Regions from separate parts of the Homo sapiens genome. Here region 2 is linked to region 1. A link is an interaction called in ENCODE POLR2A ChIA-PET data of the cell type or tissue named here. Cell type or tissue: Caco-2. All regions are shown on one strand. Each heading gives the region's core, and the rest is flanking DNA. Links, peaks and the distances in the headings are about the cores only. Region 1 overlaps GAB2 (GRB2 associated binding protein 2). Region 2 has its middle 3.2 kb from the start of LINC02728.

Region 1 (2,928 bases), core at 143-2,642:
TGTATTTGTGACTCTTGGTCCAAGTTGATGGGGGAAAAGAAAACAGAAGTTTTCAATTTGGAGCTCCTCCAGATATTTGAGCTATGTTCCCCTTTACCCCTGAGATACTGTATGGCTCAGGAATATACCTTAGTATCATAATTTTGTATATGACTTATCTCCCTTGCTAGATGGTAAATTCATTGGGTTCAGGGACCTGTCTTGTATTTTTTTGCATCCTTAAGAATACCTTGCACATAATGGAAGCTTAAATACTCCTTGGATGGTTAGTGGGTTTTTAAAATTTCTCATGTAACTTTGTGAATAAAGATGGGGAGATTCTAATGAATATGTTGTTCTGGAGGATCATTTGAGAAGCAACCATTTGAGTTGCTTCTCCACTATATTTTCTCCAAGCCCTATCCCCAATTACATTCTATTCGCCATCATAGTCTGGATGGGGAATAGAATGTAATTGGGGATAGGGCTTGGAGAAAATATAGTGAATATAGAAGGTTTTTGATAATCCTTAACCCCTGCTCTTTGGTAGCAGGGTAAATTAACCCCCCATCCTCACTTTGTGCATATTCTATTTTAGTACTCATCTTTTTTTTTTTTTTTTTTTTTTTTGAGATGGAGTCTTGCTCTGTCGCCCAGCCTGGAATACAGTGGTGTGATCTCAGTTTACTGCAACCTCCACCTCCTGGGTTCAAGCAATTCTCCTGCCTCAGCCTCCCAAGTAGCTGGGACTACAGACATGCACCACTGTACCTGGCTAATTTTTGTATTTTTAGTAGAGACGGAAATCTAATTTCGCCATGTTGGCCAGGCTGGCCTTGAACTCCTGACCTCAGGTGATCCACCTGCCTCGGCCTCCCAAAGTGCTGGGATTACAGGCGTGAGCCACTGTGCCCAGCCTATTTTAGTACTCATCATATTATGTTAAAGAGCTTGTCTCCTACACTGGACTGTGATTTCCCTATCATTAAGAACTCGGTATGGTTTTTGTGCATCTAACAGCTAATACTTGATAATGTTTGTGTGCCAACTCTGTATAAACACTATTCTAGGAACTCAGTAAATGTTTGCATTGAATTGAGTTTGTGTTAGGAGTTGTATTAGAACTCTACACCACCTTATAGTTTATAAAACATATGTATATTCATTGTCTTATTTAATTTTGAAATCAACTGAGTGCTGCAAATGAGAAAAATCAAAGCCCAGAGAAAACTGTAACTGGTCCATAATTACACAGCAGTTAATGGCTGAACATCCAGGCTGAACTTTGCCAGTTAGTGGCTGAATATTCACGAAATTCTGATGCCTCCATAGAGCGGGATAGAATTATGGAGGACTTGTCATTCTGGACTGCGGAATTTGGACCTGTGTATTGAAACAAGAAGAGAAAGGGAAGTGTTTCTTAAGTTATTTTTGGATGAAGGCTTTTTGCGATCCAAGGCTTCATCCCCTCAAGCTCAACAATAGCATTCCTTGGGGGAGTGAGAAGATGATGAATGGTCATCAGTTTGCTTGCCTCACCCAGATTCCATTCCTACCTCCCAGAATTTTCCCTGGTCCCACCCAGCTCCACAGTAACAATCAATCCCAATCAGTGACTGTACTTCATTTTTTGGATCAAGGAATACCCCTCCCTTTTCTGTCTTCCTCCTTAGGGCTTTGGATAGGAGCCCTTTAATTGATGTTGACTAAACTGGAGGCCAGCCCCTGCATACCAGGAATGCCAGTGGCTTTGTTAGTTGAGGAGGGCGCTGCATTAGCACTGCCCTCTAAATCCCAGAGCAGGTGGAGGAAATCTAATTAGCATTTAGTAAGCCAAGGTGCCCTGGGGAGTTTCTGATAAAGAAAAGGTCACTGCAGAAGGAGAAGGGACACTGATAGGGAGACTTCATTTTCCTAGTGGGAACTTTCTGAAATGGACTGGCAATCAGGTGAGCTGGATTCTAATGCCTGCCTTACTGGTGGCTTTTTAATCACACTTAAGTCCCTCTGCTTATCTGAGATTTCATTTTCTTGTCTGTGTCTAGTCCGTTACCAGACTCCTTTTCCTACACAAATATTTGTTTCATAACAGTGGAAGGGACCTCAGATCATTAAGTTGCTATCACCTTGGGGTGACAGGTACACTAAAATCTCAGAAGTCACCACTAAAGATCTTATTCATGTAACCAAATAACACCTGTTCCCCAAAACCCTGTTGAAATAAAAAAAATGACTGCAGCCATTCCCACCCTTGTATTTCAAGCATAGCATTGCCACCTACTTGCAAAATACTATATAGACGTATATATATATATTTTTAAAAAGGTGCTATTACCTGGGAAGCTTTTCCCAACATTACATATGTCCAAATCTCACTCTGTATCTACTGAATCTTCTGATATCAGTAGATATGTAGTAAATATGTATAGTTTGGGGAAAATTTCTCAGGAAAGTTTGATAAAATCCCTGGTTTATGCTTTTTTGAAGAACTTAAACACATATAGCAAACTCAAGGCCTATCACAGCATTTGCTATCATAGTTGTTAGTAATATGTTTGGAGAGGAATTTGGGGGGATGGCTATTAAGTGAGAAGCTAGAGGTAGAATAACCACTGCAAGCAATAAGCATTTTACAAAATGGGGATTGAGCTCTATTCGTAGGTGATGAAATCAATGGTAATGAGTTGCTACCAGTATTTTCAAAGTAAAATAGTATACAAAAAGTAGCATGTATTGTGTCCAGTTAAGGATATTTATTGAAACTTTTAAGTTCATTGTATTTATAGATACTGTGCTACAATTTAAAAGACATTTCTTACTGAATTTTTGTCAAAATCCATTGACCTAGATAGGAATCTGTATTGGAGTAAAGATGGTTCTAAGGGGAAGGAGTGTAGAGAAGCAATGTGGGAGCCACATGCGGTGGTTCATGCCTATATTCTCAGTACT
Region 2 (2,928 bases), core at 165-2,664, 67 kb before region 1:
GCAGAAAACATTTTAAAAATATTTGCAGCATCAGCCTGTATTGATTTGGCATTCAGGTCTTACTAGATACCATATTAATTTTGTGGAATGAGGGACATTTATAGACCCAGAACCTGGAGGCACTATAATTTCCAAGGCTATCAGGAATTATGCCTCCCATGATTTTTGAGGGACCTGATAGCATTGTAATGTTAACATGACAGAGGTTAACAAAATAATAGTGATGGAAAGATTGCTGAGTTAGAGAAACCCCAGGTTCTGGACCCAGCATTACCATAAATGTAGTTGTAGAGCATTAGGCAAGTAAAATAATCTTTGTGACCTCCAGTTTTTTCATCTATAGTACTATCACATTTTGAAGTAGGTAAGCTCTATGGATCCTTTTATCTCTTAATCTTCTGTGAACCTGTGCTGAACTTAGTCACTAATAATTGATTTAGAGTCTAACCTTTAGGCAATATGTAGTCCCCTATTTTAGTACATATTAAGTCTCCAAAATGTATAACGAAGTCACATCGCTGAAAGTTGAACAGTAGTCTTAAATGTGTTCATATACTGTATATGTGGAAGGAGGAAAGGTCCTTCTCAAGGCATCTTGCCTTTTTGATAGTGTTTTCACCAATGTATTTCCAAAACTTTATACATTCTTTTCCTTGATAGTTGATCACACAATGAATATCTGGTTGAAGCCAAATACTTGCCACCTATAGCAAGCCTAATAATTTGTCTTTGGTGCAATACTTCTATTTTGCCAATAATTGAACAAAAACAAAAATTCAAGTCAGACAAAGATGATGAAAATGCCAAAACTGAACTGTTGCTTGCAGGCAGCATCAGCAGGAAAAAACTCAAAATGTTTACTCATCAGCTGAGATATGAATATCTAAATTCTACATTGCAAACAGTGTTGTATAAGTCAGTGTATAATGAATAAACGTATGGATTCAATAGTTGAGTACTGTCTACACCATAATAGCTTTTAGTGCTCAGTTTCTGAGTTAAAAGGTGATAAGAGGGTTAGTTTTTCACTTGAGCAACCCATTTCCAATGAGGAAAGAAATCAGATTATGTTTTCCTAAGATTTCCAAATGCCACCTGAAAATAAGAACCCCAGCAACCAAAGTAGAAGTATATTCTAAAACTTAGAAAGGTTTTTTCCATTATTCTCATTCTTATTTCAAATTTTGAGATAGGTTGAGAAAAATAGTTGCTTTCCATCTGGCTGTCCTTTTGCCTGGGGAAAGTTGTGCTGTCATGTTTTTAGGTCTGACAAGAACTTAATTGTGTGAGTGATCCATTCCAGATCTAGACATAACTCTCCAACCCAGAGACTCTTCAACTGTCACAGAATAGCAAAAGAACTATTTGACCTTTTGTTCTTGTCAGACTGGATCTGCCAGAAGCCTCCCTCTACAATGTTATATATTCATATTCTCTATAAATTGAATGTAGACATTGAAGCATGACTGAACAGGCATTGAAGATGTACTTGGTGAGGTGGATTAACTCTACCCATCTTTAAATCCGTTGCTTCAGATAATTATAGATGAGAGATGCTTATTTGGATTGGATTGCTATTTATTCTTATGTTTATTTTACTAAGTGGTGAGGCAAGAACACAAAAATGTACAGTTGAAAGACAGATTGGCCTGGGTTGATTGATAAGTAATGTGTGGGGTGTTTTGGCTTCTGATCAATATTTGTATTCAGTCTGCAATCTATGTATAATTAAAAAAACAGGTGAGAGTAACATCTGATTATAATTTCTCCCCAGTTAATCTTCAGAATTAAAAGATAGTAAAAGCGTTAAGAAAAGGGCAGAAAGCGGGCCGGGCACGGTGGCTCATACCTGTAACCCCAGCACTTTGGGAGGCCAAGACAGGCGGATCACCTGAGGTCAGGAGTTCGAGACCAGCCTGACTAACATGATGAAACCCATCTCTACTAAAAATACAAAAATTAGCTAGCTGTGGTGGTAGGCTCCTGTAATCCCAGCTCCTTGGGAGGCTGAGGCAGGAGAATTGCTGGAACTTGGGAGGCGGAGGTTTCAGTGAGCCGAGATGGTGCCATTGCACTCCAGCGGGGGGCAGCAGAGCAAGACTCCATCTCAAAAAAAAAAAAAAAGAAAAAGAAAAGGGCCCAAAGCAACCTTAATCACTGTATTGAAATGATTTAGTATGGCTTTTGTAAGAAAGTATTTTAAGTCATGGTCAGCATCCCTCCCTGAACTTGGACATTCTACTGTTGCCAGGAGCCCTAGATTGGCCTGTGATCAACTAAGGCTCCAGTTAGCTGTTGTGCAGTTTGGACCCAGCATTACCATAAATGGAGTCCAGCGAATTTCTAGCCATTATCAGCACACTGGATAGTTTCTGGGGGACCTTTATAAAGAAGACACCAGGAGTTTAGGTGGTTTTTAAACTGTCATTCAGGCAGCTGGTCATTGAATTAACATAGCTCATGACTTTTCAAAAATTTTCTGCTATACCTTTACTGTTCATAATTGTTACTAATAACATGACTATTATTTAGGCATTGCTTTACAGTTCACAAACATGTTTCATGTATCTTATTTTCTTAGTTATCAAGACAATACATTGTGGACTTTGTTCCTTTGTATCTTACTGGTCATGAAATTTATTTGGTTTATTTGTTATAAAAATTCAAAGTTCCTTTTGGGAGGCCAAGGCCGGCAGATCACAAGGTCAGGAGATTGAGACCATCCTGGCTAACACGGTGAAACCCTGTCTCTACAAAAAAAAAAAAAAAAAAAAAAAAAAAAAAATTAGCCGGGTGTGGTGGCAGGCGCCTGTAGTCCCAGCTTACTCAGGAGGCTGAGGCAGGAGAATGGCATGAACCCGGGAGGCGGAACTTGCAGTCAGCCGAGATCACACCACTGCACTCCAGCCTAGGCAAAAGAGCGAGACT

Evidence for each region. Peaks named below come from ENCODE experiments on the same cell type or tissue, not always from the same donor. Only the 100,000 strongest peaks of a DNase experiment are listed, where the experiment ranks them.
Region 2: POLR2A ChIA-PET joins it to region 1 with 9 read pairs; 4 of 35 experiments call an interaction of 5 or more read pairs at or near these places.

The regions. Positions count from the first base shown.
Region 1 is chr11:78,364,267-78,367,194 of GRCh38, reverse strand. The region is part of intron 1 of GAB2 (GRB2 associated binding protein 2); the gene reads left to right. Among named protein-coding and RNA genes, the nearest start is that of GAB2, 52 kb to the left of the region's middle. RefSeq lists an enhancer at 1,167-2,079. In Caco-2, for the core only: no CTCF peak of the experiment used is centred there; a DNase peak (open chromatin) is centred at 1,664.
Region 2 is chr11:78,431,559-78,434,486 of GRCh38, reverse strand. No RefSeq gene overlaps it. Among named protein-coding and RNA genes, the nearest start is that of LINC02728, 3.2 kb to the right of the region's middle. In Caco-2, for the core only: a CTCF peak has its summit at 2,050 (motif pointing right); no DNase peak of the experiment used is centred there.